Linked DNA regions of Homo sapiens: region 2 is linked to region 1. The links are chromatin loops, found by intact Hi-C in ENCODE. Cell type or tissue: PC-3. All regions are shown on one strand. Each heading gives the region's core, and the rest is flanking DNA. Links, peaks and the distances in the headings are about the cores only.

Region 1 (5,394 bases), core at 172-5,171:
ACTTTTTCTTCCTGTCTAAAATGTTGTACCCTGTGACCAACATCTCCCCGTTTCTCATCCTCCCTCCCAAACCCCCAACCCCCACACAGCCTTTGGTAACCACCATTGTACTCTCTATTCCTATGAGTTGGGCTTTTTTACATTTCACATGTGAATGACATCATGCAGTATTTGTCTTTTTGTGCCTGGCTTATTTCACTTGGCATAATGTCCTCCAGGTTCATACCTGTTGTTACAACTAACAGGATTTCCTTCTTTTTATAAAGACTAAGTAGTATTCCATTGTATATATATGCTATATTTTCCTTATCCATGCATCCAGTGATGAACACTTGGGTTGAGTCCTATCTTGGATAATGTGAATAATGCTGAAATGAACACAGGAGTGCAAATATATCTTTAACACACTGACTTAATATCCTTTGGATATATATCCAAAAGTGAGACTGCTGGATTACATGATAATTTTATTTTTAGTTTTTTGGGGAACCTCCATACTGTTTTCCATAATGGTTGTACTAATTTACATTCCCACCAACAGTGTGCAAGGGTCCCCTTTTCTCTGCATCCTTACCAACACCGATTATCTTTCATCTTTTTGATAACAGCCATCCTAACAAGAGAGAGGTGATATATTTCATTGTAGTTCTAATTTGCATTTCCCTGATGGTTACTGATGTTGAGCATCTTTGCATATACCAGTTGGCCATTTGTACGTCTTTCTTCACAAATACGTAGTTGGGTACTTTGCTCATTTTAAAAATCACATTTTTTGTTTTCTTATTATTGATTTTTCTGAGTTACTTATACGTTTTGCATATTAATTCCTTATCAGTTGTATGGCTTGAAAATGTATTCAATCATTTTGTAGTTTGCGTCTTTGTTGTTTCCTTTGCTGTTCAGAAGCTTTTTAGTTTGATGTAATCCCACTTGTCTATTTTTGCTTTTGTTGCCTGTGCTATTGGAGTTATATCCAGGAAATATTTACTCAGAATAATGTAATAGAGCATTTCTTCTATATTTTCTTCAAGTAGATTTATAGTTTCAAGTCTAATGTATAAGTATTTAATCCATTTTGAGTTGATATTTGTACATGGTGTGAGATGAGGGTCCCATTTTATTCTCCTGTGTGTGGATATGTAATTTTCTCTAACATTTTTTGAAATGTTTTCATTGTGGGTCCATTTTAAGCTTCCTATTCAATTTTTAAAATTCTGAGTTCTAAAATTTTTCTCATTTTATTTTTTATTTAAAAATATTTAATTGACAAAGACTGTATATATTCAAGGTGTACAACATGCTGATTTGATATACATATACATTGTATAACAATTATCACAATCAAATTAACAGTGCACAGCACGGGAGGTGATGAATGTGTTCACTAATTTTTTTTTTTTTTGAGATGGAGTCTTGCTCTGTCGCCCAGGCTGGAGTGCGGTGGCACGATCTTGGCTCAATGAAACCTCCGCCTCCTGGGTTCAAGCGATTCTCCTGCTTTAGCCTCCTGAGTAGCTGGGATTTCAGGTGTGTGCCACCATGCCCAACTAATTTTTTTGTATTTTTAGTAGAGACAGGTTTCACCATGTTGGTCAGGTTGGTCTCAAACTCCTGACCTTGTGATCCGCCCGCCCTGGCCTCCCAAAGTGCTGGGATTACAGGCGTGAGCCACCGCGCCCAGCCAAATTTTTTGTTATTTTAAATGCATTTCCTTTGTGTACATATGTGTAGCAAGATGTATCATCCCTAGAGAAAATCGCATAAAATATATAACAACAATAACTACTATAATTTAACATATCATGACATAACACAGCATGACATGACATAACAATTATAAAGATCACACATTTTTTATAATATCACAGCACAAGATAAGACTACCATACCACCAGTACCCCAGAAGCCATGTGCCTTTTCTCAATTTCATCAACTCACTGCCTCCACCCAGAGATAACTGCAATTCTGAGTTTTGTGACAATGCCATATTTGCTTTTCTTTATCGTTTTATTTGTAAATACCTAGTTTAGTTTTATTTGTTTTGGAAATTTATGTGAAATGAGTCATACTACAGTTATATTTTTTCATGTCTTGTTTTTTGTCTGCTCAATTTTATGTTTCTGAGATTTATCCAGGTTGTTGCATGTACTGTGTAGGTCCTTTATTTTCATTGCTGTGTGGGATCCAGTTGTATAAATAAACCATAATTGACTTGTTTATTTTCCTGATGATGGGCATAATTATGGATATGTTCATGAGCCTGAACAATACTATGGACATTCTTGCAGATATATTTGGGTGCATATGTACACACATTTCAGTCTGGTTACACCTAAGATTGGAATGGCTCGGTTGTACAATAGGCACATCTATCACTTTATTAAATAATGCCAAACTGATGTCTGAGATAGTTGAACAATTTATACTCATATCAGCACTGTATGTGTGTTCGTATTTCTCTGCATTTTCACCAGCTTTTACCAGTTGTCAAACTGTCAAATTTTTTCCAATCCGAAGTCTGTTTAGTGGTTCCTCATTGCAGTTGCAATTTTCTTCTCTTTGATTAAAAATGAGATTGAGCTGCTTTTTAACATGTTTATTTCCATTTGTATATATTCTTAGAAGTATCTTCTAAATTGTTTGCCCATTCTTCTATTGTATTTCTGTCTTGGTGTCTCACGATTTTTTAAAATTTATTTTGTATTTTTTAATTGACAAGTAAAAATTATGTATATTTACGGTATACACCATGCCACTTTAGAATGGCTAAATCAAGCTACATAACATAAGCATTACCTCACAAACATCATTTTTATGTGGTGAAAGCACTTAAAATCTACCCTGTTAACAATTTTCAAGTATAGAATATATTGTTATTAATTGTAGCCACTATGTGGTACAATACATGTCTTGGATTTATTTCTCCCATCTAATTGAAATTTTGTATCCTTTGACCAACATGTCCTCAATCTCCCCGCGCCCCCTCCAGGCTATGGTAACTACCATTAAACTTTCTTTTTCTATGAGTTTGAATCTTTCGTGTTCCACATATAAGTGAGATCATGTGGTATTTGTCTTTCTGTGCTTGCTTATTTCACTAAGCATAATGCTCTCCAGATTCATCCATGTTGTCACAAATCACAGAATTTTTTTCTATTTAAAAGTGGAATGATATTCCATTGTGTATATGTATCACATTTTCTTTATCCATTCATCCACTGATGCATACTTAGGTTGTTTACGTATCTCGGCTATTGTGAGTAATGCTGCAGTGAACATGGGAATAAAGATATCTCGTCAGTATATTGAATATATACCCAGTAGTGAGATTGCAGGATTATATTTTTCTTCTAATTTCAGTTTTTTTGAGGAACCTTCATGCTGGTTTTTTATGACTCTAAGTTACATTTCCACCTATAGCGCACAAAAAGGGTTTCCTTTTCTCCACGTCCTCACCAACACTTATTTTTCACATATTTTTATAATAGCCCTTCTAATAGGAATAAGATGATGTATCTCATTGTGGTTTTAGTTTGTGTTTCCCTGATGATTAGTGATGTAGAACACCATTTCATACAGCCATTGGACATTTGCATGTCTTCTTTAGAAAAATATCTATTCAGTTACTTTACCTGTTTTTAATTGGGTTATTTCCTTATAATTGAGTTAAGTTCCTTATACGTTTTGGATATTAGCTTCTTACCAGAGGTATAGTTTGTAAACATATTTTCCCATTACATATGTTGTCTCTTCCCATTCCATACATTATTGATTGTTCCCTTTGCTGTGCAGAAGCTTTTTAGTTTGATGTAATCCTGTTTGTCTATTTTTGCTTTTGTAGCCTGTGCTTTCGGGGTCATGTAAAAAAATCTTTGCCCAGGCCAATGTCATGGAGCTTTTCACTTATGTTTTCTTGTACTAGTTTTACAGCTTCAGGTCTTACATTTAAGTCTTTAATGAATTTGAGTTTATTTTTGCATACGGTGTGAGATGAGGGTCTAATTTCATTATGCTGCATATGGATATCTAGTTTTCCCAATGCCCTTTATTAAATAGACTGTCCTTTCCTCATTGTTTCTCCTTGGCGTCTTTATTGAAAATCAATTGACAGTAAATGTGTAGATTTATTCCTGGGCTCCGTATTCTGTTTTATAGGTCTATGTGTCTGTTTTTAGGCCAGTACCATGCTGTTTCAATTACCATATCCTTGTAGATTTTAAAATCAGGTAATGTGATGCCTCCAGCTTTGTTCTTTTAACTGAAGATTGCTTTGGCTTTTCTGGGTTTTTCGTGGTTCCGTATAAACTTTAGGATTTTTTTTCGATTTCCTTGAAATATGACATCGGAATTTTGATGAAGATTGCATTGAATTTGTAGATTGCTTTGGTAGTATAAACATTTCAACAATATTGATTCTTCCAGTCTGTGAACATGGAATGTCTTTCCATTTATTTGTGCCCTCTTCCATTTATTTCTTCAATATTTTATAGTTTCCAGTGTACAGATCTTTCACTTCCTTGGTTAAATTGATTCCTAAGTATTGTATTTTATTTGTAGCTATTATAAATGGAATTGTTTTCTTGATTTATTTTTTAGATAGTTCATTGTTAGTGCATACAAATGCTACTGATTTTCATATGTTGACTTTGTACCTTGCATCTTTACTGAATTTCTTTATTAGTTCTAAGTGTTCTTTTTTGTTGGAGTCTTCATTGTTTTCTAAGAATAAGTTAATGTCATCTGCAAGCAAACAGAGACAAATAACTTCTTCCTTTCTGACTTAGATGTCTTTTATTTCTTTCTCTTGCCTAACTCCTCTGGCTAGGACATCCAGTACTACATTGAATAAAAATTGCAAGAGTGGACATCCTTGTCTTGTTCCTCACCTTAGGAGAAAAGTTTTCAATGTGGCATTGTTGCATAAGATGTTAGCTGTTGGCTCATTGTAACTTTGTTGAGGCGCTTTCCTCTTATGCCTAATTTTTTCAGAGTTTGTAGTATGTTACATTTTGTTAAATGCCTTTCCTCCATCTATTGACGTAATTATATGGTTTTTGTCCTTCATTCTATTAATGTGGTGTATCACATTGATTGATTTGCATATGTTGAACCATCCTTGAATCCAAGGTATAAATCCCACTTGATGATGGTGAATTATTCTTTTAATATGTTTTTGAATTTAGTTTGCTAATATTTTTGAGGATTTTTATGTCTATGGTCATTCTTGTAGTATCTTTGTTTGGCTTTCTTCTCAAGGTAATGCTGGCCTTGTAAAAAGTGTTTGGAAATTTTACCTCCTTTTCATTTTTTGTTTTCTGAAGAGTTTAAGAAGCATTGGTATTAGTTCTTCTTTAAACGTTTGCTAGAGTTTAGCAGCTCAGCCATCATGTCCTT
Region 2 (5,394 bases), core at 1-5,000, 79 kb before region 1:
TGCAAGAGATTATAGTCCTTGACACACTATGTTTTAGTGTTTTATTTTAAAGGACACAAAAATCTGAATAAAATGTGGATTTATACCTTTTTTTTTTTTTTTTAAATCACATTTACAATAAACTTTAATGGTGAATCAATGCAACCCAAAGCCAAGGTAGCCCTCTCCATTTGGTGATAAAATATTTGGATGAGAACAAAATAAAAATAACCATCATTTCTAGCATTGACCAAGTAAAATCAAATATAGTAGATGGTACTTCTTTTAAAAGAATTTAAAAATCTAGCAGAACGTGACAGAGTATTTTGTGTAAGGTATTCTTCCCCTCAGTATTTATTTATTAAAATTATAATTTTCAACCTATCTTTCCTTGAGGAATATTTGATGTTAAGGAACAGAAACCTATTCAGAGAAACTCAGATTAAAACTGAGTATACTGCAAGGATACAGGGATTCTCCGGAAATCTGATTACTGGAGTATAGCATGCCTTCACAGATTAGAATCCAATTATGTAATATGTTTTAGCTTTAGGTTTCAATAAAGCCATATCCACCAAAGCGTTCTTGTTAAGGGATGCATTTTAAATTAAATAAATGTTAATATATGTGGTACTACAATGCCGTGGGGACTATACCATTAGCAAATGTGAAATATCTCATCACCTGATTAAGAATGCACAGTGTTTTAGAAGTCCTCCATAGCAGCCATCTTATTTAGTCAGATTGCCCATTAATGCTTTGTTAAGATTATAGTCATCTTGAATTCTCACAACACTTATGACCTTCCAAGGACAGACTATGTTTAGTCACTGGGTTGTATTAACTGCTATTAACATCAGTGCTTATCTGAGATCTTCATCAGTTACAGCTGAAATGTGTGAGATGTACCTGCACACAGATGTGTTGGACTAATGGCCAGAAGGCAGCAAACCCTACCATTTTCCTTGTTATTTAAATATTTTTAATTCTGTCTCTGATGGCTTCCCCTGTCACCTCATGAGTAAGTAGGGCTAATACTGGCTGCAGCAAAATCACACTCTCCATTTATCATACTAATTGCAGTTTAATGAGGAGAGGCCCGAGGCTGGAAGACTTGTCTACGTAGAATACTATTGGAGTGGAGTTTATTATGGTTATTAGTACAGCCTGCGATAATTAAATTGCTTTACTAGATAGGTACTGTATTTATCATAAAGATTCACTATAGCAAAACTTTTGATGATATTCAAAGAGCAGTTTTGAAAGTCAAGTTCTCTGACGTTTTCTTTAGGAGAAATTCTAGTTTGGATCCCATTTTCCAATATTTCTCCTCAGAGCAGGACTGGCTACATCATCTGTGAAGCCCAGTTCAAAATGGAACTGCAGGGCCTCTTGTTGAACAAGCACAAAGGAAGTGTTAAAATATAAAGCTTTCTTCTTTCTTCTACGTATCCTCTTTGCTATTATGCATAATGCATACTTCATGGTCCCATTGGACTTTACTTGTAAAACACAAGTTCAAAGATAAAATCATTAAACATTTCAAAATAATGACAGCATGCAGCTCATCTGAGTGTGGTATCCTGTGTGAGTGCACAGACTGCACTTCTGTGAAGCTGAAAGAAAGAAGTGTAAATGGCAAACCATTTTTACAGAGTTGAGACTGAGCTAATCTTTTGCTAGACCTTGTCATGCAATATAGTATGAAGGAAGCCCAGTCAAATTTGGGAAACAGACAACTGGAGCTGAGGTTGGGGATAACCTTGAGGGCAACCAGGACAATGAAAACGAACCGGCAATAAGGACTAGTAACTTCCGTCTCAGTCAGGAAGCTGCCTGTTTCCTGCAAAGGCAGGAAGTCATTCCAAGATGTAGTCACATTAAAGTCCTTAGGAGGGAAAAAAAGAGCTAAGATAAAAGAATGAGAAGTAGTTTAAATTAACCAATAATTAAAGGTAGCTACTGTATTAACACAAACATGCTAGCATATTCCAACTGAATAATAAAATTTTCCAGATTTTCTGTTTTTTCCCTTCATGCACATTATTTAAATATTGCAGAATGCACTTGAATAAAAATATTCTAAACTGTATTGAAGAAGGTGGAGTGGTTTGTGTTGTGGCTAAACTGGGTTTTTCTTTGTTTAGTTTGATGACTAATCTCTTTCCTAATCATTGGACAAACTCAATAGGACCTAGTACATTATCCCACACATAAATGAAGTCGGTAAATGTTTATGGAAATAATTATATATAATTTACTCTCTACAATGAGTGACTAGTAGGCCTCTTAGGAATATGTTCCCAGGTACTGAACACTCATTGAAATCAGAGCACTAAAAGTACTCTACTTCCACTATGAAGTGGAAGGCAGATATTGTCCAAATATGGAACACCAGTAATAAATAAGCAAACAATGGCTCAGCTGAGAGACTATTCTGCTCTAATTTCCTGATGTAAGTTGTTATTTCACTGGTGAGTAACATCTTCTTGTCACAACATCATTTATAATAATAATAATGATGATCACACAGAATCACCTGTGAATGTCCTAGTCCCCATAGTTTAATATAGAACATCACTCAAATTTAAGTGAGGTCTTTGTTAAGTTCTGTAAATTGAGCTTATAAAGACAAACACTATTTGGAATATTTTTTGATGGCTTGATGGAGAAAGACATCTATTTATTCACTCAACAGTTATTTATCAAGTGCCTGAACAGTACTAGACCCTAAGAATATAACAGCAAATAAGACAGGGATGGTCTCTCTCTTCATGGAGTTTATAGACTGGTGGACTTCTAGAATAATGCTCAACACTATTAATTTCCATCAGGTCCACATGCCTGTGCCTTACAAATAATCATGCATTTGAAGATAGAATTGAACTGAAACTAGGCTTAGAGCAACTGGACATATTCTAAGCCAATTTCCAAAAGTTAATTAATTTAAGTGGCTTCCCCATTAGTTCAAAGAAAAAGAAGATAATAGGAGGGAAAAATACTGATAATTTTCTAAGTTGGACTAAGTTTGGTAAGTATAAAAAATGAAGTGTAGTTAATAGAGTGCAAAGCAGAAGATTTCCTCTTAACTCACAGTTATTATACATCATCATTAGAGAGGGGACTTGCTGGCTCCCTGTGCTAGATTAATAGCCCAGGCCTTCGTCTCTTTGACCCCAGCTGAAGTAAAAGCACCAGGCAACAGAAGCAGAACATGGAGTAAAATCTAGTATTTCATCTGGGCAGGGAAATTAAAAAGAGGAAGCACTTAAATTGTAGAGGAGAATGTTAAAGGGAGGGATGTTGCTCCTTTCTTTCCCTTGATAGTTCTACCCTTTGAGAACCAGCTGGCAGCTCCTGGATCACTAAGCTTAGTCATTCCTCTTTTCAATTATAGGAACATCCTATTAACAGGGAAATGGAGTCGGGAGAGTTATTTTAGTGAGAGAGAAGAAAAAGAGAAGGGGAATATTTTTCACATGGAGAAAAAGACCTCCACCAGGAAACAGGGAGTCCAATGCAAGGTAACACTTCCCTGCCCCGCTGTTTTCATTTTAAACTTGATGAAAGGAAACATTTCAAGGGGTTTAAAAAATAATAGAGAGCAGGCTTTGGAATATATAACTGTTGTCAGGAGAATTTATATTCTATTGCAGGAAATAGAAATAAATGGAGATATTTGAGATTATATGAGTAAATATTTGAGGTGTTTGTTTAAAGAATACACATGCCTTAGTACTGTTGTCAGAGAGAAAAAGTTGGATTGAATGTACCATGGGTTTTTTATGATTCTCTCAGCATCTCATCCATAATTTATGGTTTTAGTATATGTACAAGAAATGTAAATGCATCTGAAATTATTGTAACTCTCATATAGCCATGAGATATTGAACACTGTGATCCATAATTTGTCAGACCTCTCCACTTCCGTGGATCCATTATTTTATCAAAATACTCATTAAAATAAATGTTGCTTCTGACTCTATTATCATCATGTATCAAACTAAAAAAGGAAACAAAATTCTTAATTATGTTTTCAAAGTTAATCAGAGGGTGTGATATAATAAAAATCATATATTTGGTCTTTGTCCCTGATTCCTTGACAGGGGATTCCTAACTGCTTGGAATTTTCTGGGTGATAGGAGCATCTTTTGTTTCAGAGATGCCATTCTTGGTGGGCCATAGATAGCTTCAGGATGGGGGCTGGTTGCCAGAAAGGCCAAAGCATGATCAGAAGGTTGGAACTTTCAGCCTTAGCCTCCAACATTTGCCAATGGCCAGTCAATCATGCCTACATAATGAAACCTTTATAAAACCCCTAAAGAATGGGGTTCGGAGAGCTTCTTGATTGGCAAACACATGGAGGTGCTGAGAAGGTAGTTCACCTGGAAAGGGCATGGAAGCTCCTCCACCCCTTATACTTTGCCATATACATATCTTTCATTTGGCTGTTCCTGAGTTGTATCTTTTATAATAAGCCAGTAACAGTAGGTAAAGTACCTTCCTGAGTTCTGTGAGTTGTTCTAGCAAATTATCAAACATTGGAGGGGATCATGGGAATCCCCAGTTTATAGCTGATGGGTCAGAAGTGCAGATGGCAACCTGGTACTTGTGACTTGCATCTGAAGTGGGGGCAGTCTTGGGACTGAGCCCTCAACCTGTAGGGCCTGTGCTAACTCTAGGTAGTTTGTGCCAAAATTGAGTTGAATTCTAGGACATGCAGTTGGTGTCTGAATTGTTGCATAACTGGTTGTTGGTGTGAAAAAAACCCCACACATTTGGTATCAGAAGTGCTGTGAGTAAAAACCCTTCAGATGGCTATTCTTGAAGTTCTTCTCCCCGTGATAAAATATAAATCACTATCACAGTAATAATAATCTTAATGTGTTAGTATAACTGATTTTAGTAATTTACCACATTTCTTACTATGGGTGAACCAGGTTTAAAAATTAATTGTGGTAACTTGTCCTGGACCACTGGATTTTCTATTCTCTTTTGAGAAATCTTTAAAGACAGAAAATTTTACAATATAGAAAGTAGAGGAAGTTTTTAATGTCATGATAACATAAAGCTACTTGGATTTTCATTTCATACACTTCCAAAATAGTATCTTGAGAGATTCTCTTTTTTGATTGCACATCTAATATCAGAAATTCATTATTTTTATGCATATAGGTAATATGACGATTCTTTAAATGTATCTTAGAATGGGTTTTAGGTTCCATGGATAAAGATCTCAGAAATGCTTTGTAATCTTGGTTTCGTCATGGTTCTACGAGTGTGAATTTTAGTTGGTTCACCTCTTTGAAATGTCCATCCCTCTTCTCAAAATAGCTAGTCATAAACCTGACTCATCTCATGGCTTTATTTTCTAAAGAGAAAGAAAAACTTACAAGCAGTTTGAAAATGTGATGT

The links. Hi-C counts contacts between places; a loop is a spot of excess contacts. Peaks named below come from ENCODE experiments on the same cell type or tissue, not always from the same donor. Only the 100,000 strongest peaks of a DNase experiment are listed, where the experiment ranks them.
Region 2: it touches region 1 in a loop (6-fold over the local background); 1 of 110 quality-filtered maps calls a loop at or near these places.

Annotation. Positions count from the first base shown.
Region 1 is chrX:22,807,988-22,813,381 of GRCh38, reverse strand. All of the region lies in intron 3 of PTCHD1-AS (PTCHD1 and PHEX antisense RNA), which reads left to right. Among named protein-coding and RNA genes, the nearest start is that of DDX53, 190 kb to the left of the region's middle. In PC-3, for the core only: no CTCF peak of the experiment used is centred there; no DNase peak of the experiment used is centred there.
Region 2 is chrX:22,886,366-22,891,759 of GRCh38, reverse strand. The region is part of intron 3 of PTCHD1-AS (PTCHD1 and PHEX antisense RNA); the gene reads left to right. Among named protein-coding and RNA genes, the nearest start is that of DDX53, 110 kb to the left of the region's middle. In PC-3, for the core only: no CTCF peak of the experiment used is centred there; no DNase peak of the experiment used is centred there; H3K27ac peaks cover 2,093 bases.